Regions from separate parts of the Homo sapiens genome. Here region 2 is linked to region 1. Evidence: read pairs that join two places in POLR2A ChIA-PET (ENCODE). Cell type or tissue: HepG2. All regions are shown on one strand. Each heading gives the region's core, and the rest is flanking DNA. Links, peaks and the distances in the headings are about the cores only. Region 1 holds the start of LOC100506358 (a long non-coding RNA gene). Region 2 has its middle 16 kb from the start of SRSF5.

The links. ChIA-PET counts read pairs that join two places held together with the same protein. Peaks named below come from ENCODE experiments on the same cell type or tissue, not always from the same donor. Only the 100,000 strongest peaks of a DNase experiment are listed, where the experiment ranks them.
Region 2: POLR2A ChIA-PET joins it to region 1 with 6 read pairs; 10 of 35 experiments call an interaction of 5 or more read pairs at or near these places.

What each region holds. Positions count from the first base shown.
Region 1 is chr14:69,803,807-69,815,228 of GRCh38, reverse strand. LOC100506358 (a long non-coding RNA gene) reads right to left here and starts at 3,469. Exons shown (of 2, transcript NR_149012.1): 1 at 3,231-3,469. LOC124900353 (small nucleolar RNA SNORA11) reads left to right here and starts at 10,898; the gene lies at 10,898-11,026. In HepG2, for the core only: no CTCF peak of the experiment used is centred there; a DNase peak (open chromatin) is centred at 5,788; H3K4me3 peaks cover 459 bases.
Region 2 is chr14:69,745,001-69,756,422 of GRCh38, reverse strand. No RefSeq gene overlaps it. Among named protein-coding and RNA genes, the nearest start is that of SRSF5, 16 kb to the left of the region's middle. In HepG2, for the core only: no CTCF peak of the experiment used is centred there; a DNase peak (open chromatin) is centred at 6,262.

The DNA of each region.
Region 1 (11,422 bases), core at 3,135-8,134:
GTAAATCCACCCGACCTTTCCATTGTCCTTCCAGGGATTTCCATAATGCTTTCAGATAAACTTTCCTCTTTTCCTCTAACACTTGCCAATGTCTTTCTGCTGGAGTCTTACCATCTGTACCAGGAGTCCAAAAATGTGAAGTAAATAAGGCTAAATGTAGTTTTGATTGAGGTGGTAGTTGGCCTCCTATACCCCTTTCGTCTTTTCAACATGTGTTGTAATGTTCAATGTGCCTGCTCTACAATGCCTTGTCCTTTAGGATTATAAGGAATTCCTATTTTATGGGTTATAGCCCAAAGCTATAAGAAATTTTGAAAAGCATGACTAGTATAAGCGAGTCCATTGTCAGTTTTTAATTGTTTAAGTATCCCCATATGAGCAAATGATGACAGACAATGTCACTGTACATGACCAGCTGTCTCACCTGTTTGGCATGTAGCATGCAGCATTTGAGAATAAGTGAAACAAATTAAGCAGTTCTGGGTCTAGTGTACTTTTAACTGTAGCAGTTTCCATGTGAATGTGACTGGCTACGTTTACAACATAAGCTGAATTACAGACAATGTTGATAGGATCTGAAGCTGTGAGCTGTAAAACCTGAATGACTGTAATTAGCTCTCAGCATTGCGCTGAAGCACCAGAGGTATCTAGCTTCTCCTGTGTTAGGGGCCATTGATCCACCCGCACAGGTTTGTCACTAAGCCATTCTAATGGTAAGGCAGTGGGCAGGGGAGAAATATCAATGACCTCTGTCAGAAATCCTGATTTCCTAGCCTTTTTCTATCTGTTTTGCCAGTTACTGATATCAGGTTAGGATTTTCCTGTAGGAATTTCCCTAAACCTTTTTCACTCTGATATCCATGTCCTTCAACATTTTAAATCCTGGGTTATCAAAGTTTTCATTTGTAAGTCTCATCTCCCATGCTGTAAGTAAGTCTCAGCCCCATAAACTGATAGCTATATTTGCAACATAAGGCTGAAAAGTACATGACTGCCCATCCGGACCAAGACAAGGTAAAATCTCAGCACTCTGTTGAACACTTTGAGCTGTTCCTACTTCCACTAGGGATGTAGAAGTTAATTGCAAGAGCCAGGATGTGGGCCAATTGTCTTTAGATATTACTGATACATCAGTTCCCGTATCCATAAGCCCATAAAATTTCTTTCCTTTAATTTGTACTACACAGGTGGGTCTATTAGAGGCTATGGGTCGGGATAGATAGATTTCCCATGTAGTTGTGCTCCCAAACCCTTTATTTCCTCGTTTCTCCTTTCATGGAGAAGGGTGTAATTTGCAGGGAATAAGCAATAATTGAGCAATATATTCTCCCAGTTCAAAAACCCAAAGATCTTGTGACATTAAAACTACTTGAGTTTCTCCTTCATAATCAGAGTCAACAGCTCCTGGGACTACAGTCATGCCTTGCAAGTTAAGGCGGCTTTTGCCTAAAATTAGTCCCATGTATCCTGCTGGTGAAGTTCCCCAAATACCAGTGGGAACTTTGATGGGTTTGTCTCCCCCAACTAATGTGATTCTTTCTCTGGCAGGTAGATCTAATCCTGCACTTCCTGGTGTTCCTGGGGTGATGGAATCAATGTGCCTCCAGGAACCCATGCCTAAAACGGGGTTAAGGTCTGGACTGGGAATGCCCTCACTGTTTGTGGGACCCAAGTCCAGGCCCCCATCTCATTTCCCGACAGGGGGGTGCCATTCCGATGAAATTTTGAGCAGCAGTGATTAGCCCAGTGATTTCCTTTGTTACAGCGAGGACAAAGTCCTGGCGTTTTTTCCGCTGATGGGGGAACTGCATTGTAAGATCCTTTCTGTCCTGAGATCTGGTGGCATTCCTTTTTTAAATGTCCAGTTTTTCCACAATTATAACATTTTCCCATTTTAGAGCTTGACCCTTGGCTCCTTTTAGATTTGTCAACTACTAAATTAGCCATTGCTTCAGCTAACATTGAAGAGCGATGAAGCTCAGTTCCTGCATCTTGACAAGCTCTGAGAAAATTTCCCAAGTTTTTTGTACATCTCACAGGTGCCAGTGCACTTTTATAATCCGTGTTTGCATTCTCAAAAGCTAGAGTTAAGGTTAGCATTTCTGCAGCCATGGTATGAGGAATCTGACGCTTCACTGCGTCTTGTAATCTTGAAAGAAACTGTGCATAGGGTTCCTATGACCCTTGCATGATATGTAAAAAGGATTGTACTGGGACTCCCTCTTCAGGAATTGTGGCCCAAGTGCATTTAGTGGCCTATGCGCACTGCTGATAAGCAGCGTCTGGGAGTGCCATTTGACGTTCCAGGTCTGAATAAGGGCCATTACCCAATAGCATATCCTCTGTAATGTCTCCGTTTCCAGCAGCACAGTTCTGTCTAGCCTGCTCTGCACACTTTTCTTGCCAATTGAAATTACACATCAGCTATGCACTCGCAGACAAGCAAGTTCGCGCCAAGTGTTTCACATCAAAGGGTAAAAGATGTATGACACCAAACACTGATTCTAGCAATCCTAAAGTGAATGGGCTCTGTATGCCATTATTTACCACACTCGCTTTTAATTCCTTTAACAACTTAAACTCTAGTGGAGTGTGTTCGTGAATAACCTGCTGCGGATTATTTGGATCAGGCGTTACGGAAATAGGAAAAGCACAAGGTCCTAAGGGCTCTCCGGCTATGACAGCAGAGCATAAATTCTCTGTATTGGGGGGTCTCTATTTTTGCCACCAAAGGAGGCAGTACAGATGTTTCTGCAACTGGAGGAGGTGGTATAGGCCAATTTTTATTCTCCCTCTCCTGTCTTTTATTTTCAATTGGATCTGTGGGTGGGACAACAGATTCTTTCAGATTTTTAGATTCAGCCTGCTACCCCGCATAATAATGAGATAATGGCAGAAGTACAGTACGAACTGAACTCTGAGTGGAAAAAACTGAAGAATCAACTTTAAAACCTTTTTGATGAGCCTGTTTTAATCCTTCTGCTCTATCCCAATTTTCCACATCAAGAGTGCCTGTGGAAACCATGGGTTATGCGTAATAACCTCCGGCAGCATCTTAATGTCTGAGAACTGACCTGAGCACCAGTTTGTTTCAACAAAACTTTAAGCAACTGCACATAATGTTTTTCTCCAACAGACAAATTCTGACTCATGTTACCCTGATTCAGAAAACTTCCCATTCCTAGTACTTCTTTAAAGCACTGCTCCCAGTACCTCTTTAGGGCACCGACCTTATATCCCTGTCGGCAGACTCGGCCTGGGGTCCCCGTTCACCTTCTCAATTTCAGTTCCTCTGCTCCAGCAGACCTTCTTCGTTTACGTCCTTGAAGTCCCTGTTCTGCGGCGCCACTATGTAACCCACATGGACCTAGGGGGACTGAACAAAGCGGGCGAATGCAGGAATAAAAGACAAAAGCGTATATTTGGAAGAAGGGGTCAGGGGGCACCTTGCCTCTAGTGGACAAGGGCCCTGACCTTTACACAGCCCTCCGTATTTATTAGGCAAAAGAGATAGTGAGAAGGGGGGTGGAAGAAGGGGTCAGCTGCTCGTCCAGAGTAGTCTCACAAGACTGCATTCTCTAGATGTCCCAGTAGATAACCTCAAGGAGCTTGGCGCCAGGAAGTGATTGCCCTCAGCAAACCTTCTGGGGCAGGCGCGGTCGTGAGTTTGCCCACATTCTGTATTCATGATAAACAGTTTGCTGTTTGATCATATAGACTCAGTGGAATGCTGAGTTGGTCACGTCCCACGGGCCTTTGGCTCCCTGTACCTATTGAGCCACGGGAGTCTCAAGGAGGAGGACTTTGCCAACTTGTGGCCTCTCTGCCCCAATGCTCCATCCAGCAGTCGTCAGACACAATGACAGCTGACCAGACAGGGTACTCCAGGATCTCAGCCAACTTCCCCAGGCCATGCTTGGGAAGGAGCACAGGTCTTCTCTGGCCTCAGAGTCCCCACATTTATTCTGGTGACTGTCTCCAACCCAGGATTGTGACCTTGGGTGGGATAGTAGGTCAGGGTGCAGGAACTTTGTTTCTCTCCAGCTTTCCCTCTGATTCTCTTCCCTTCCCCAACCCAGCTCTTCTTTTGCTGTTTAGACAACTGTTTAGATTCTGGTCTTTGTTTTTGTTGTTGTTGTTGTTGTTGTTTTGAGACAGAGTCTCACTCTGTTGCCAAGGATGGAGTGTAGTGGTGCCATCATGGCTCACTGTAGCCCCCACCTCCTGGGTTCAAGGGATCCTCCTGCCTCAGCCTCCCAAGTAGCTGGAACAATAGGCACACGCCACCAAGCCCAGCTAATTCTTCATTGTTTTGTAAAGATGGGGTCTCCTTATGTTGCCCAGGCTAATTTCAAACTCCTGATCTCAAGCAGTCCTCCTGCCTTGGCCTCCCAAAGTGCTGGGATTGCAGGCATGAGCCACCACACCTGGCCTAGATTCTGGTCTTGAAAGCTATCAGTACTTTCCTCTGCTTTCAGTTTCAATGAAAAAGCTGAGTATCCTCATGCTTCCTTCTCTCCACATTTCTGAAATCCTCCTCTAAAGGCATGAGGGAACTTCCCAGCCAGGTAGCTGAGGGGCCACAGGTTACAGGATATTGTGGGCTTGGGGTGGGGAAGGTTAGTACTCAGCATTCTGTATCCTGCCACTTACTGAAATGTATTTCTATTAAGAGGTATTTACCATACCTCAATAATAAAAATAAAAGACAGGTGCTAAAGTGATCCATAATACAATGGAATCACACCACGATGTGTTACAAATTCACTTCTTACACACCCCACGATTTCCTCATGAGGTGAACATACAGAAGGTAAGGCCCTGAGCCCTCTGATAGACCTGTGGGTCTGCAGGGCTCCAGCCTTCCAACCAAGGCACATTCATGACAAGTGCAAATAACCACCCAGGGACAGCAGGAGGAGCTGGGCTGAGGCTGGCAGAGACACACACGATCACATGCTGGTGGTCTCCATAAGACTGCTGTTTGCCCCAAGGTTGCTGTTATTTTTTTGGTTATTGCCATTTTTATGTGGTCAAAATATTTTCTACTTTGATTAATTTTTTTTTTTTAATGGAGTCTCACTCTATCACGCAGGCTGGAGTGCAGTGGCGCGATCTCGGCTCACTGCAACCTCCGCCTCCCGGGTTCATGCCATTCTCCTGCCTCAGCCTCCTGAGTAGCTGGGACTGCAGGCACTGGCCACTAGGCCCGGCTTTTTTTTTTTTTTTTTTTTTTTTGGTAGAGATGGGGTTTCACCATGTTAGCCAGGATGGTCTCGATTTCCTGATTTCGTGATCCACCTGCCTCGGCCTCCCAAAGTGCTGGGATTACAGGCATGAGCCACCGCGCCTGGCCTTTTTTTTTTTTTTTTTTTTTTTGTATTTACAGTAGAAATGGAGTTTCACCATGTTGGCTAGGCTGGTCTCGAACTTCTGGCCTCAGGTGATCCACCTGCTTCGGCCTCCCAAAGTGCTGAGATTACAGGCATGAGCCACTGCACCCGGCCATTCTTTGGTTAAATTCTAAGTATTTAAGGCGTCTTAGAAGCACCTCCATAGAACCCCAGGACATCTAGGAACCCAGTTGTAAACAGTCAGACTAAACCATGAATAGCACTTATCTCTGCGTGGTGAGATTTTTGTTTTCTTTTTTGTGCTTATCTTCATTTTCTGCCTCCTCCATAATGCAACTCATATTGTTTTGTTCAAGCTGAAGAGAAATCAATGTTTTAAAGGACTTCTGACCGGGTGAGTCCTGCTGCTCTCTGCCCTCCTACAGACTTTGCTCCCTTCTGGCCATGGAATGTTTGCTTAAAGTTGCAAGGGGGAAAGAAGTGCTTCAGAGGGTAGCTGACCTCCACTCCACCAGCCTCACCATTTTCCAGGCTGAGTGGTGGAACCATAGAGAGTGTGGCAGTAATCACAACTGGCGTGATTCCAGGAAGATAATTGAAAGAGCTCCCTCAGCAAAAGTCATCAAACACTGATAGTTGTTCCCAAGAAGGCAGGGTGAGTCCTTTGGAAGTTTTAAAAAGCAGTAAAGCAACCCAACAAGGGTCAGGAAACCCATGCACCCAGAAAACATCACTGACACGTGGCAGGTAGCGGCAGCCAGCAGCAATGACCTTCCCCATTCCCCAGTCCTCGCTCATAATCATCAAATCAGCCAATTATGGCCCAAGAAAGGCCTAATGCCCTCCACTTGCCACTGCCTTTTCTCGCCAGCATCCACCTGACCTATCAGCTCTCAGAAATGGGCCAAGCTCTCTATTGTCAGTATTCACTGACCGCCTAAACCTGCTGTGGCCCCCAGCTATGCAGCACCAAATTCAGAAATTTACAAATGTGCTTGATGGCACAGAGAGAGTTCAGAAGTACTCACTGAGTGATATTGCTGCTTCAGCCATAGGAAGTGAGGGGACAAGCTTGCTGTCCCTTCAAAGCCCCACTTGCTACCCTACCTTTCAGCACTTTTTTTTTTTTTTTTGAGACGGGGTTTTGTTCTTGTTGCCCAGGCTGAAGGGCAATAACATAATCTCAGCTCACTACAACCTCCGCCTCCCAGGTTCAAGTGATTCTTCTGCCTCAGCCTCCCGAGTAGTTGGGATTACAGGCATGTGCCACCACACCCAGCTAATTTTTGTATTTTTAGTAGAGACATGGTTTCACTATGTTGACCAGGCTGGTCTCGAACTCCTGACCTCAGGTGATCCACCCTCCTCAGCCTCCCAAATTTCTGAGATTACAGGCATGAGCCACCGCGCCCAGCCACTTTTCAGCATATTTTACGCCTACTTTGGAATGGGATCCATCCTCTAAGAGCTTGTAAAAAGCAACTTGTCTGCCATCTTCACTGAGTTAGTAGCTTGTATACGCATTTCCCAACCACATGCTGGAACACTGGATCAGTACCATTTTGCTTTAATTTTGACAGATACCTAAGAGACAACGCATAGGATTGTATGAACCCATTCTGCTCATCCCCCTTCTCTAACCCACCACTTTCCAGCTAGTCTAACCCTAGAATCCCAGGTGAGAAAATAACTTGGTAGTCTCCTTGTCCAACTCTCTACTTGGTACTTGAGTCGCCTGAAAAAATGGTCATCTCTGCTTGAATGTCTCCCACCCACCTGAGCCCCAGTGGCAGGCACTTCCAAGGGACTTCATTTCTTTTTTAGACAGTTCTAGGTTGAAATTTTTCCTTATGTGGAGCCCAACACAGAGTCACCTTCCCAACTCTGAAATATCCTAAATCCAAAATGTTCTGATTTCTAAACTTTTTTTTGTAACTCCTTTTGACAGCAAACTCTGTTCTAAACTGATGTAAGACTAGTTATGGTTTTTGCTTCCCGCATCATATGGTTCACTGCAGAAAATATCAATGTGTTTCATTATGAACCCCAATTAAGATATTACATAATATTCAGTATATGTACTATATCAGCTTTCCACACTTTGAAAAACTATAGAGAGTTTTGGAAAAGATATTGTAAACCTGTATCTGCTTTTCTAAATATGATATTTAGGTTTTTTCTATATCCTAATTATTTTTTTTCAGTTGATCCATCATTGACTGTGATGGGTGAATTAAAGTTTCCTACCATTTGTTTGTCTGTTTTTACCCCCTGTATCTCTTATAATTTTAGCTTTATGAATGTTGTGCTTTGCTATTTGGTACATAGATATTCAGAACTGTTGTATTCATTGTGGATTCCATCCTTAAGTATTATAAAGTGACTTTCTTTCTTTTTTTTTTTTTTTTTTTTGAGGCAGAGTCTGGCTCTATCACCCAGGCTAGAGTATAGTAGCTCTATCACTGCTCACTGCAGCCTCAGCCTCCCTGGCTCAAGTGATCCTCCCAGCTCAGCCTCCTGAATAGCTGGGACTACAGTTATGCAACACTACTCCTGGCTAATTTTTTTTTTTAATGTTTTGTAGAGACAGGGTCTATGTTACCTAGGTGGGTCTTGAACTCCTGGGCTGGAGTGACCCTCTCACATCAGCCTTCCAAAGCACTGGGATTACGAGCATGAGCCACAGCACCCCACCTTAAAGTGACTTTCTTCATCTCCATCTAGTGTGATATTAAAATTATGACCTGGGCTTTCTTTTGTTTGTCTTTTGTTTTGTTTTGCATTTGCCTCACCTATCTTTGTATGTACTTTTATTTTCAACCTTTTTTTTTTTTTTAAGATGAAGTCTCGCTCTGTCACCCAGGCTGGAGTGCAATGGCGCAATCCCAGCTCACTGCAACCTCTGCCTCCCGGGTTCAAGCAATTCTTCTGCTTCGAAGCCTCCTGAGTAGCTGGGATTACAAGCATGTGTCACCATGCCTGGAAAATTTTTTTATTTTTAGTAGAGATGGGGTTTCACCATATTGCCCAGGCTGGTCTCAAACTCCTGACCTCAAGTGATCCACTCACCTCGGCCTCCCAAAGTGCTGGGATTACAGGCATGAGCCACTGCACCTGGCCTATTTTCAACCTTTCTGAAAACACTTATTGTAGGTGCTCACTTGCTTGAGCTCAGCATGAAGGTGGGTGTTGCCTAAGAATACTCTGAAATATTGTTTATTTTAATAGGTGAGTTAAGCCTATTTCAACATCTATTCATATGTCAAATAAATTAGCGTTAGTTCTAACATAGTAACATTATGTTCTATTTTTGTTTAGTTTTTTAAAAACATTCACTATGTAGTCTGTTGTCTTTGTTGCTGTGAATAATTATTTTCAAATTTCAATAGGTTTTCATTTTTGCTCTGTTACTTTTATAATAAAACTTTTAAAAAATACCTCTAGTTTTCTATTATTCAAGAAATGTCTATTAGTGCCTAGGAACAATGAAAAAAAAAGCACATTTCCTCTTCCTCTCTTCCTCCTCTCTCCTACCAAAGAGAACATCTTTCTCTGAGTTTCATTTTGTACTATTAAAAATGTGTATGCTTCTATTACTTGGTTTGTCAGTCTTGAGTAATATTTTTTGACTCCCACTTATTACAGATGTAACAATCAGTTACCTTAATCTACCTCTCACCTACTTTCCCCCTTCCTCCACGAGTATTTGTTCAGTGCATGTATTTATACATTGTCAGGACATGTCATTTTTACATTATTTTCAATTACTCTAAAGTGTGGAATTATTTTTGCTTTAGTCTACATTACATATATTCAAAGTTGCCTCCAGTCTTTTTTCTATAATGTCCTCAGTTATCTCTTTGTTGGCTGGCATCCATCCTCTGATTGTTTCTTCAAGAAAGATTCAAAGAATCGACATCCCCTGAATTATTTTATGATCGAGGATATCTGTAGTCTTTATGGTTGAAGGATAATTTGGCTGGATTTGAACTCCATGTGTAACACTTTTTTTTCCCTTGGACATCTTTTTTAAGTATTGCATGACTTTCTTCTGACATTGAATATTGCTGCACGGAACTCGGAAACAAGCCTGCTTCCCCCGCCCCTCAGTGACTTGATCATTTTGCTTAGTTATCTTTGAAGTTTAATAACTTTACTAGGACACATCTCTAGGTTGGCTCTCCTGCATTAATTTTCTCTGATACATAATATAAATTAATGTCTCTATTTCAGAAAATTATATTTTTGTCCCTTGCTGTGGTTTTTTTAATTGCCTATTATTTGCACCCCTTCCATTTCATCCTTATTTCTCTGATACTTTGATCTGAGTTCTGCCCACCCATGCTTCATCTCATTCTGTTATCTCACAATCTCATCCCTATGTTCTTTTTCCTTTCAACTTTTCATTTGGAAAACTTGCAGAGCTACAGACATGTTGAAAGAATAATACAATGAGCAGCCATATATCATATACTTCATATAGATTCACCAATTATTATTATTTTGCTCTATGTGCTTTCACTGTCTCTATACTCACAAACAATACATACATGCATTTTTCCAAATCATTTTTAAATAGATTGTAGACATCAGAACACTTCAACCACAAAAACTTTAGTCTGCACCTCCTAAAATAAAAACATTCCACTATATAACCCCTATCTTAGACCATTTGAATTGCTAGAATAAATTACCATAGACAGGGTAGCTTGTAAACAACAGAAAATTATTTCTCACAGTTCCAGAGGCTGGGAAGTCCAAAATCAAGACACCCACGATTCAGTGTCTGTCGAAGGCCTACTTTCTGGTTCACAGATGGTACCTTCTTGCTGTGCCCTTAGATGGTGGAGGGGGCAAGGCAGCTCTATGGGTCCTTTTTTATAAGGCCACAAAACCCATTCATGAGAGCTCTGCCCCCATGACCTAATCACCTCCCAACAACCCCACCTCCCATCACATTGGTGATTAGGTTTCAACATATGAATCTTAGGGGGGCACAAGCAGTCAGACCATAGCAACCATACTAATTTAACAATAACTTTATAATATCATCTAATATATAATCTATACTCAAATTTCCCCAATTACCTCAAAAAATGTTTTTAAATACTATTCCAACCCAGTATCCAATTATACATTGCATTTGCTTGTTATGTCTCTTTATTCTCTTTTTTTTTTTTTTTTTTTTTTTTGGAGATGGAGTCTGGCTCTGTCACCAGGCTGGAGTGCAGTGAAGAGATCTCAGCTTACTTCAACCTCCACCTCCCGGGTTCAAGCAATTCTCCTGCCTCAGCCTCCCAAGTAGCTGGGACTACAGGTGCATGCCAGAACGTCCAGCTAATTTTTGTATTTTTAGTAGATATGAGGTTTCACTATGTTGGCCAGGATGGTCTCAATCTCTTGACCTCATGATCCATCAGCCTCGGCCTCCCAAAGTGCTGGGATTACAGGCATGAGCCACTGCGCCCAGCCTTTATTCTCTTTTAATCTAGACTAGATCTCCAACTTTTGTTATGACATTTACTTCTTTAAGAGTATATGCCAGGGTTTGCTTAGGGCAGGGAGGTTGAAGAGTGGCTCCTCTGTTTACAATACACCAAACAGGAATCTGGGGTCATTGTGACAAGGGGCACAAAACTTGTGTCCTCCCTACATGTGAAAAAAAAAAAAGAGAATCCATGCCAGTTGTTTTATAAAATATCCCATAGACTAGATTTGTCAGGTTGTTTCTTTATATTTCATTTGTTTATCTAGCATTTGTATTTCTGATAAATTGCCAGCTAGGTCCAAAGACTTGATAAAATTCAGATTAAACATTTTGCCTGTAATGATGTTGTGAATTTCATATTGCATTCCATCAGGAGGCACATGAGTTTAGGCTGTCTTGATATCAGTAATTCCAAGTTTGACCACTTGGTTAAAATGGGTAACTGCTAGGTTTCTCCAATGTAAAGGTACATATCTTCCCTCTATAATTACTCCATGTGGTGATACTTTATCACCATGAATATATTATTCCCCAATTGCCTTTTACTCAAGGGTTTTCACATCTATTGATGATCCCTACC
Region 2 (11,422 bases), core at 4,122-9,121, 60 kb after region 1:
GTATATGTCAGTGTGGCTCACATGCTATGGATTAGTCCATCAAAAACACATTCCTGCTTTATTGCATTTTACATTTAATTTTAAATAAATGCTCCTTTTGGTTGTTATTACAAGGCATGTTAAGTGCATATTTAGTGTTTTGTTCTGGAAGCCATTTGCCAACCATGACCTGGTCTGACATCTGGGCCACAGTCACCACTGCTCAAATGTATGCCTTTCTCTAAATTTCTGTAGCACTTTATGCTTGTACATCTCCTCTAGCAGTTATCACAGACTTCCTTGGAATGTGATTATTTGTAGACAGATTATAAATTCTTTGATGTTAGAGACCCTGTTTTACAGATCTTTGCACCCTTCTCAGTGAGAAGCACAGTTTCCTGCTCATAATAAGTTGTAAACAAGTGTGCAAACCAGCTTGTACAGGACGTCACTTGGACTGGCTGATCAGTGCCACTCCCTGTCCTTGGATAATGTCATGTGCTGTTCTCATGGTTAAACTCTCTTAAGCAGCTATGTCTCTGCTGTCTAAAGCTACCCCTACTCATTACTAATTGTCTCATCATAGAACAATGCGTTTCTGTCTACCCTATGAATTTGCAGTTTTGAACTGAGAGGCCCAAAGGTGAAGCATCTTAATGACAGCAGGTGAGAAGAAAGGTGGCTTTCCCATCTGTGGCTGAAGTACCCAGGGCTGCCCTTGTACCAGCACCTCCTAAAATTGGGTTGTTTAAACCTCCCAGATCTCATGAGATGCCCCCAGCACCTTCCACTAATTTCCTCTCTCTGCTTAAGATGGCTCAAGTTGGCTTCTGTAACTTGAGAGCAAAATAGCTTAACATACAACATGATCCAGTGTAAGCAATCAAAAATGGATTTATTGTTAAGGATTCAGAAGTGTCTCATGAAATCCAAAGGTCAGAATGTGCTCAGGCCTGAGGAGGAGTCTGAAACAGGAAGTGGGAACTGTCAAGAACTCAGATACATACAATTTCCACCTCCCTCCTCTGTTTTTTTATGTCATTTGCTCACCTCCTGCAGCTTGGCTTTCCTTGCCTCTCAATCCATATGGGAGAAGATGACCACACCCTATCACCCAGTTTTCATATCCCTTCCATTCAAAAGTAGATCCCAGCCGGGTGCAGTGGCTCACACCTGTAATCCCAACATTTTGGGAGGCCAAGACAGGAGGATCACCTGAGGTCAGGAGTTCAAGACCAGCCAGGCCAACATGGTGAAACCCCGTCTCTACTAAAAATACAAAAATTAGCCAGGCATGGTGGCAGGCGCCTGTAATCCCAGCTACTCGGGAGGCTGAGGTGGGAGAATTACTTGAACCTCGGGGGGCGGAGGTTGCAGTGAGCCGAGATCACACCACTGCACTCCAGCCTGGGCAAAGAGCAAGACTCTGTCTCACAAAAAAAAAAAAAAAAAAAAAGGTAGATCCCAGAATGAGCATGTGAGTCTCAATTCCAAGTTCCCTGGAAAGGAAAACCTGATTGGCCCCGTTTAGGTAAGGTGTCTATTCTGGTCCAATCAAAGATGAGGTCACATGGTACAAACATGGCTGCCAAAGAGCTCACCTCATAGATGAGGATGATGTTTCTCAGTATTATTGTCAACAAAGGTGAAATCCCAAATGTTGAATAAACAAGCAGCTCCATTTCAAAATGGCCCTGACTGCCCTAGATTAAATTCCCAAGCACCCACCAACCTTTCACCAAAGCAGGCCAAACCCGCTTTATCTTCCAGCACTAGGCCCTGCTTTGGCAAAGACATGTGAAACCGTCTTATCTGCCTGGGTCATGCCTATCTTCCTTGCATGATTAGGCACAAGAAGATTTCCTAATGGTTACCTACTGTAATTGTAACATTCAGGAATAATTGGAGGGCTGATACATGCCCAGGTACTGTTCAAGGAGTTCCATAGGCTTCTTTCATTTGACCCCCTCAACAGCCCTAAGAGAGGTACTGCTAATCCTGTTTTACGGTAGAGGAAATATATTTTGAGAAGTTTCTTTCCCAAGCTCAATAACTATTAGTGACAGTGTAGGATTCAAGCCCAAGAGCTCTTCCAATGGGCCAAGGTCAACTCTGGGGTGGAATGGAGGAGTGAACAGAGTGGAGTTGAGCGCCTTGGCCAGGGAAGCAGAGGCTAAAATGGAAACCGAGTTTAGGCTGAGGGGCTCAGACACTGTGGATGCCCTGCTTAGTTTCTGAGGCACTGACACTCCCCACAGCCCTAACTCAGCACATGCCTATCTTACTCAACCTTCCCCAGTAAAATAGGGCTAATAAGGAGCAGAGTAGCATGATGATTACAGTGATTTATCTTTTGAGTCTCAAAGCATTTTATAAGCATTTCCTGTCCTGGGCAGATTTAAAAGATAGACCAAATTTAGACCACATACCCATAATAATAACTCACATTTATCAAGTGCTTACTGTTCCTGACACATGCTCAGAACTTTGCATTAAACCACCTACTTCCCCAAAACACAACAAGCTTTCATAAGAGGAGACTGAGGCTTAGAAAATAACTTCCAGGCAGGGTGTGGTGGCTCACGCCTGTAATCCCAGCACTTTGGGAGGCTGAGGCAGGCAGATTGCTTGAGCTCAGGAGTTTGAGATCAGCCTGGGCAACATGGTGAAACCCCATCTCTACAAAAAATTAGTCAGGCGTGGTGGCACGTGCCTGTAGTCCCAGCTACAGGGGGGCTGGGATGGGAGGATTGCTGCCGAAAGAAAGAAAAAAGGAAGGAAAGAAAGAAGGAAAGAGAGAAAGGAAGGAAGGAAGGAAGGAAGGAAGGAAGGAAGGAAGGGATGGATCCAAATTTCAACAGCAAGTATGCATTCGAACCCAAGCATTTTATCCCAAAGAGCCTCAAACTTTTACTATGTTTCAAACAAATAAATATTGGAGGTAGGGCTGAGCACAGTGGCTCATGCCTGTAATCCCAGCACTTCGGGAGGCCAAGGTTGGAGGTTTACTTGAGCCCAGGAGTTTAAGACCAGCCCAGGCAACATAATGAGACCTCACCTCTACAAAAAATTCAAAAATTAGTCAGGCATGGTGGTCTGTACCTGTGGTCTCAGCTACTCAGGAGGCGGAGATGGGAGGATCGCTTGAGCTCACAAGGTCGAGGCTGCAGTGAGCTGTGATCGTGCCACTACATTCCAGCCTGGGTAACAGAGTGAGACCCGGTCTCAAAAAAAAAAAAAACTCTAGATGTAGGCTGAATAAAAACTTAAGGACATATCCAGAGAAGTTTAAGAAAGGAATTTGCTACACAAGAGGAAATAAGGCCAAGGAGACATTCTCTCTAAAGGGAAAAAGCAGAATGGCAAGGCAGCTCTGGGTTATGAAAAGCAGCTTCCACCTCCTCTCCAGGAGGTCAAGGTTATCTTTACATCAAGCTCTTAACCATGGCACCTGCTCTGCTCAGCATGCCTGTGTGTGAATGCCTGGGGTATGTGAACCCCTGGGGAACACAGCATGACTTTCCAAGGGGTACTTGGAATTCCATTTTAAGGGACCCACCTACTATTCTAGATCCTCCACTTTGAAAAGAACTCTTTCCTAATTTGATTTGATGGTGAACTCTCCCGTGGTCCAGGTGTCTCTTTTTTTTTGAGACAGAGTCCCACTCTGTCACCCAGGCTGAAGTGCAGTGGTGCAATTTCCACCTCCCTGGTTCAAGTAATTCTCATGCCTCAGATTCCTGAGTAGCTGGGATTACAGGCGCACACTACCATGCCCAGCTAACTTTTGTATTTTTAGTAGAGATGGGGTTTCATCATATTCAAGGCCAGGGTGATCTTGAACTCCTAGTCCCAGGTGATCTGCCTGTCTCAGCCTCCCAAAGTGCTGGGATTACAGGCATGAGCTACTGCGCCTGACCCAGGTATCTCCTTTTTAACAGCCCTTTCCCCTCCAGACAGAGATTCAAGATGACTGAGAGGTTACCTTTCTTTTTGTCAGATGATAAAGAAGCACCTCAGAGGCCCCAAACAAAGGGACAATTGGAAATATTGGGTGGCATTGAGAAAGCCAGTGAGTCTCATGATAAGATAACAAATCCTTTCAGAAATCAAATGGTTTTCAATCTTTTTGCTTGTTTTGGAGACAAGGTCTTGCTCTGTCACCCAGGCTGGAGTGCAGTGGCACAATCATGGCTCACTGAGCCTCAACCTCCAGGGCTCAAGCGATCCTCCCCCTTCAGCCACCTGAGTAGCTGGGACTACAGGTGCCTGCCACCATGCCCAGCTAAAAAAAAAAAAAAAAAAAAAAAAAAAGACAGACATAACCAAGTTGCTGGCTAATGTATCAAGTATAATTTTTTATCATTCAAGGAATTTTAAAAATCGAGTGACATTGCTGTAATAAAACTCTATCCATCCCCACATACTTGTTTATATTAATATAAACGTTCCTTAGCACTTTCATGTATAAATATCTTTCTCCCAATGAACATTATTTATCCACAGTTGTATTTTAAAAGCTCTATCTACCTCATTAAGAGATGTATTTCTAGTAAAATTACTTTGGAAATGAAATAATTCTCAAAATTTTTATTATGTTTATGTTGTTTTGCTCATAGGAAATTAAAATTCACTATATACATTTAGATATACAATTTTAATGCATAGAATATGAAAGGGAGTTTTAAAACACTTTCAGCTATAAAAACATTATATTGTGATAAAAGTCTGCAGGTGAAGTAGAATGACAATGAGTTCAAATGGAAAAGGAATGATATAAATTTCTGTCATATTAGAGAAACTGGTTTCTATGTATTAAAATGAATCTGCCAGGCGCAGTGGCTCACACCTGTAATCCCAGCACTTTGGAAGGCCGAGGCAGGCAGATCACGAGGTCAGGAGTTCGAGACCAGCCTGGCCAACATAGTGAAACCCGGTCTCTACTAAAAATACAAAAATTAGCCAGGCATGGTGGCAGGCACCTGTAGTCCCAGCTACTTGGGAGGCTGAAGCAGGAGAATCACTTGAACCTGGGAGGCAGAGGTTTCAGTGAGCCAAGATCACACCATTGTACTCTAGCCCAGGTGACAGTACGAGACTCTGTCTCTAAAACAATTTTTTTAAATAATAAAATATAAAAAATAATAAAATAATAAATATAAAAATATATTTTATATTTTATAAAATATAAAAAATAATAATAATAAAATTTAAAAAATAATAAAATGGATCATCATCAGTATCAAATTGTGATGGGGCCAAGCATGGTAGCTTATGCCTATAATCCCAGCACTTTGGGAGGCTGAGGCAGGAGGATCACTTGAGGCCAGAAGTTGGAGCCCATCCTGGGCAACATAGCAAGACCCTGTCTCTTGAAAAAAAGAAAAAAATGGTGACAGTATGCAGGTCTCAAGGGATTTATTTAAAAGAGTGATATAACAGCTTTATTCTGAAATGTCAATACTGTTTTGTTTTGTTTTAGCCTTTTAGCAGCCTGAAGCCAGGGTTTTTAGTTTCTGTCTCTAGTGATAAGCAGAAAAGAGGGATGAGGAAGGGGCTTTACTGGTCCAACCAGAAACAGAAACTAAGAACCCATGACTGTATTCTCTCTTGGACACTTAAAGGGTAGGTGAACAATAAGATTGGAAGAGCACAGGCCTGAGCCAAGGAGCTCAACACACTAACACAGGGAAGTGGGCTTAAAAGGGTGAGTGTTACGGGAGTTACCCTGCCCCAGGGACAGTGTAGACACCTGGCCTCACATTAAATCCTCTCCCTGACTTCCCTCATCAGATGACATTCTGTGAAGCAGATGGCTTTTCTTAAAGGGCCATTTCATGCCCTCTCTTGGGCACCTCTTTCGTTCTTTGCAGTGGGTCACCAAGCCTATAGAAGCACTTTCAAAGTCACTGATTCTCAAACTCAGAGACCCACCAGAGTTGGACCCATTGGAAGGTCTGCTTAACAATGCAATTTCCAGGCCTTCCTTAAACCCATGGAATCAGATTCTCTAAAGTCTTTGAAAGAAACTGTCCCAAACATAAGCTGGAGTAGAGCGCTGTGGTTGGTATAAATAGCTGTTTCTTCCTGGAAGAACTTTGCATTCCCAACAAAACAACTGAGCAAATTTTTAAGAGACTTTAATGGTTTTAAGATCCCTTTCTAGGAGCCTCATCCAGCTACGTGTGGCCTTGGGAGGAGCCTAATGACCTTTCACCAATTCTAGAAGGGCTCTGATAATCTTTAACCAGACATTCTTTTTTTTCTCCCTGGTCTCTAGTCTAGCAATGATTATCTAAACTAGAACTGTCCAATAGCAACATAATGCAAACCACAGATGCAAGTGATACCCTGGTTTCTCCTGCCTCCTGAACAAATATTCCTGAGAAACACAACTGCCAAACTGTCCTTGCTTCACTGTGACACTCAATCCAGAGCTGCTCCTGCTTCCCCTTGTTCCATTCCCAAATCATTCAGCATAAGCTCCAAACCCTATAAAAATCTTTCCCCACTTCCTTATGAGGAGATGCCCAGGGATGGTCATAGTATGTGTCTTTCCTTATCACCCTAACTTTTTAAACTGTGGGTTTGTTGGCCAGGTGCAGTGGCTCATGCCTGTAATCCCAGCACTTTGGGAGGCCGAGGCGGGCAGATCACCAGGGGTCAGGAGTTCAAGACCACCCTGGCCAACGTGGTGAAACCATATCTCTACTAAAAATACAAAAATTAGCCAGGCACGCCTGTAGTCCCAACTACTCGGGAGGCTGAGACAGGAGAATTGCTTGAACCCAGGAAGTGGAGGCTGCAGTGAGACTGAGATCACACCACTGTACTTCACCCTGGGTGACAGAACGAGACTCCATCTCAAAAAATAAATAAATAAATAAATAAATAAACTATAGGTATGCACCAGTGGGGTTTAATGGGTCTTATCACAACACTGTGAAGTAGAATGATGTTATCCCCATAGTAAAGATGAAGACTCTGAGTCAAGTAATGTGTTTAGATCACAACTATACATGGTAGAACCTGGTTATGAAGCCAGGCTACCTAAAAATAGCAGCCATGGCCCAGTCCACCATGCACAGCTGGCCACCAACTTGGATGTAAATGTGACACGGACTAGTTAGAAGAGTGATCCAGAAATTGAAGTGTGCACAAGAATCACCTGCAGCAGCTGTTAAAAGGCAGATTTCCAGGAACCCACCCCACTCCCCACCAGCAGTTAAAGCAACTTTTCAGACACACTGATTACAAATACATGTCAAAGTTTTGTTTCAAACTTGCTGCAAGGCAGGAGGCTTTCTAAAAGAAGAAGAAATGAACTCAAAGATTTCTCTCTTGGCAGAGACTTTTTTTTTGAGATAGAGAGTCTCACTCTGTCACCCAGGCTGGGGTACAGTGGTGCAATCATGGCTCACTGCAGCCTCGACCTCCTGGATTCAAGTGGTCCTCCCACCTCAGCCTCCCAAGTCGCTGGGACTATAGGCCTATACCACTACATCCAGCTAATTTTTTATTTTTTGTGGAGATGAGTTCTTGCTATGTTGCCCAGGCCGGTCTCAAACTCGCGGGTTCAAGTAATTCTCCCACCTTGACCTCTCAAACTGCTGGGATTACAGGTATGAGCCACCTTGCCTGGTTTGGGCAGAGACATTTTAAAAAGAAAAAATAAGAATGTTTAAATATTTGCTGGCCAATATGGAACCACAAGCCAGATGTGGCTCTTGAGCACTTGAAGTGTGGCTAGTCTGAATTGAGATATGCTAGAAGTGTAAAATGGGATGTTCCATGTTCATTGAAAAAATTTCTGGTAGCAACACTTCTCATTGTCCATGATTTTAGAGAACAAGTTTTCTCAGCACTAGGTCATTGATGTTAAATAACAAAAACAGCCAGGCACGGTGGCTCACACCTGTAATCCCAGTGCTTTGGGAGGGTGAGATGCTTGAGCCCAGGAGACTGCTTGAGCCCAGGAGACTGAGACCAGCCTGGGCAATATGATGAAACCCCATCCCTACAAAAAATACAAAAATTAGCCAGGCATGGTGGCATGCACCTGTAGTCCCAGCTACTCAGTAGGCTGAGGTGGGAGGCTCACCTGAGCCTGGGAGATTGAGGCAGCAGTGAGCCAGGATTGTGCCACTGCACTACAGCCTGGCAACAGGTGAGACCCTGTCTCAAAACGAACAAATGAAAAAAGCATCATAGAGGATCCTGTCCTAAGACTCCCAGCAAACTTCCCAGAGCTAAAGATTCTCTTTTTGGCTGGGTGCGGTGGCTCACGCCTGTAATCCCAGCACTTTGGGAGGCTGAGGCGGGCAGATCAAGAGGTCAGGAGATCAACCTGGCTAACATGGTGAAACCCCGTCTCTACTAAAAATACAAAAAATTAGCCGGCCTGGTGGCGGGCGCCTGTAGTCCCAGCTACTGGGGAGGCTGAGGCAGGAGAATGGCGTGAACCCGGGAGGCGGAGCTTGCAGGTGAGCCAAGATCGCGCCACTGCACTCCAGCCTGGGCGACAGAGCGAGACTGCGTCTCAAAAAAAAAAAAAAAAAGATTCTCTTTTTGTCGTAATCATTGCTTTCTTTATCTAAGAATTCTTTTTTGACTCAGTCAGGGCTTTGATCCTGGACTTTGTTTTGTTTTCCATTGTGAAAGGAAAATATCTTGGGCCCCTGAGACCTGTCTCAGATTTTCTGGGTTCACATGTTGGTAACCATGTAGGGATTCTGAGTAGAGATGCCCCTGACCTTTGACAAATCTCCTATCAGTGCTTGGTACCAGCATGAGCTAACTTTATGCCTCAAATCAATAGGACAATTTGCTGAGGTCTGAGAGCACCCCCTCCAGAGAATCTCTGATCTCTCAAAATGTGGTCGAGATCATAAGTTTATTTTGCTGTACAACTCCTCTCTTTTTTTTTTTTTTTTTTTTTTTTGGAGTTTTATTCGCTTCCAACACAAGGAAAGCAAGTTTTTTCTGCTTCTTTGATGATGGAAGGCAGGTAACTCCTTTATGGAGTTTGAGCTCACTTCTAACAGGGAAGATGAGTTGTTGTTCTTTTCCCCTGCTTCTAGGATGGTAGAGAGCAGTCTTCAGCCTGAGACCCATTCCTTAGGTAAGTAACCGAATTGGGGTTTGTCTTGGCTAAAGTTAAGATTAACAACCAGCTGGTCTTAATTTCTCCTCATCATATTGTTGAGGTTTTTTGTTGTTGTTGTTTGTTCCCATCTAAAGTTGTTATCCTAATTCTAGTTCAGAGATGCATTTTAAAGGGTCTTCTTTATTGCGTTTTCTCCTAAATTTAATCTTAATTTGGTTTGTCTGTGTGTATTTGCATGAGGAACTGAACTGTTTTCATCTGTTAATAAGAGACTGAGTTTTCTCAGCTCCAAAGAGAAAGGGCATTTTGCTCCTTCCAGCTGAAAGGCACTCCTGGGTGACTGGGGGCCTTGTGAGAGTCTCTAGGGGGCTGACCCCCTGCTATGTGCAGCAGCCCTGCTGGGAGATCCCCAGCAAAAATTAATTTTAAAAATGGCTTGTTAGCCGGGTGCAGTGGCTCACGCCTGTAATCCCAGCACTCTGGGAGGCCGAGGAGAGTGGGATCATGAGGTCAGGAGATTGAGACCATCCTGGCTAACACGGTGAAACCCCGTCTCGACTAAAAATACAAAAAATTAGCTGGGTGTGGTGGCACGCACCTGTAGTCCCAGCTACTCGGGAGGCTGAGGCAGGAAAATCACTTGAACCTGGGAAGTGGAGGTTGCAGTGAGCCAAGATCGCGCCACTGCACTCCAGCCTGGGCAACAGAGTGAGACTCCGTCTCAAAAAAAAAAAGGCTTGTCCAGGAAATGTATATCAGGGCTGATGACACAGCATTCTGAGCCCTCTCCAAGGTCATAGACCTCTCGAGAGAGAAACTGAGACACGTAAAGGGATGGAAACGACTCAGTGGTGACAGACTCTGGAGTCCTGCCAACAAGCAGCACATGTCAATCTACCACACAAAAACCCTAGACCACAGCTCAGGTGCTCCTTTTAAGAAATAAAAAGAAGCGTGAAACAATCTAAAAATGAGGAGAAAACAAGGAGAATGACCCCCTTTTCAGCACTCCATAGATTTTATGGCACCTCTACTTGCCAAAGTTTATGTAAAATGAAAATAATAAGATCTTTGTGCACATTTATATTAAGGAAAAAGAGCCCTAAGGTTGACCTGCAAACTACAGAGTTCCTAAGTCCTCTTTTTCTCTGTCCTTTTCTGCCTGCTCTAAATCTGCTGTTATTTTTCTATTAAGACAAAACCATTGTTTAGATCCAACAAGTTCTTTTTGCAAGCCAGTAAATTTGTATTTATCTCATGGCTAAAAGCTCTGAAATAAAAGCTGCAGGGTGTGTGTGTGTGTGTGTGTGTGTGTGTGTGTGTGTGTGTGTGTGTGTGTGTGTATTTAAAAGGCCTTTATAATTTCTATAATCCAAATTTTTCTCTCTGCACCTTATAATGTAAATTTTACTATTTGACTTCCCTTAATATGCAAATTTAAGGCTATTTAGCTGACAACTGCCCAGGGTTGTAAAACAGGTTACCAAGAATCTGAAAGTCGAAGATAGGGAAAAAAAAAAGAAACCCCTCCCCGCCCCGCACCCCCCCACCCCCAGCCACTGCTCTGTCGCCCAGGCTGGAGTGCAGTGGCACAATCACGACTCACTGCAACCTCTGCCTCCCAGGTTTAAGAAATTCTCTGCCTCAGCCTCCCGAATAGCTGGGATTACAGGCACGTGCCACCACACCCGCTAATTTTTTTTGTGTGTGTGTTTTTAGTAGAGATGTGGTGTCACCATGTTGGCCAGGCTGGTCTTGAACTCCTGACCTCGTGATCCACCTGCCTCAGCCTCCCAAAGTGCTGGGATTACAGGTGTGAGCCACCACGCCCAGCCAAAAGCATTTTTATGAATCTGTAAAATGTGCTTCCATTGGCATGTCGAATATGTCTGTGTATTTATGTGTTATATACACAATGTTTTACTACTAAAATAATACATAAAAGAGCTCTAATTAATTGGCTTAAAAAAATTAAAGTGCTACTAAAAAAGAAAAGACTAGTCAAATGCTTTTTTAAATTTATGTAACTTAAGTAAAATCTTTAATGAATAAGCTAGCTTTAAAATTATTGGTAAAGTAATATTAGAAATGTCTTAATTGCCAGCATACAGCCTGGGTGTGGTGGCTCACACCTGTAATCTCTGCACTTTGGGAGGCCAAGGCATGCGGATCACCTGAGGTCAGAAGTTCGAGACCAGCCTGGCCAGCATGGTGAAACTCTATCTCTACTAAAAATACAAAAATTAGCTGGGCATGGTGGCAGGTGCCTGTAATTCCAGCTACTCAGGAGGCTGAGATAGGAGAATCACTTGAACCCAGGAGGCAGAGGTTGCAGTG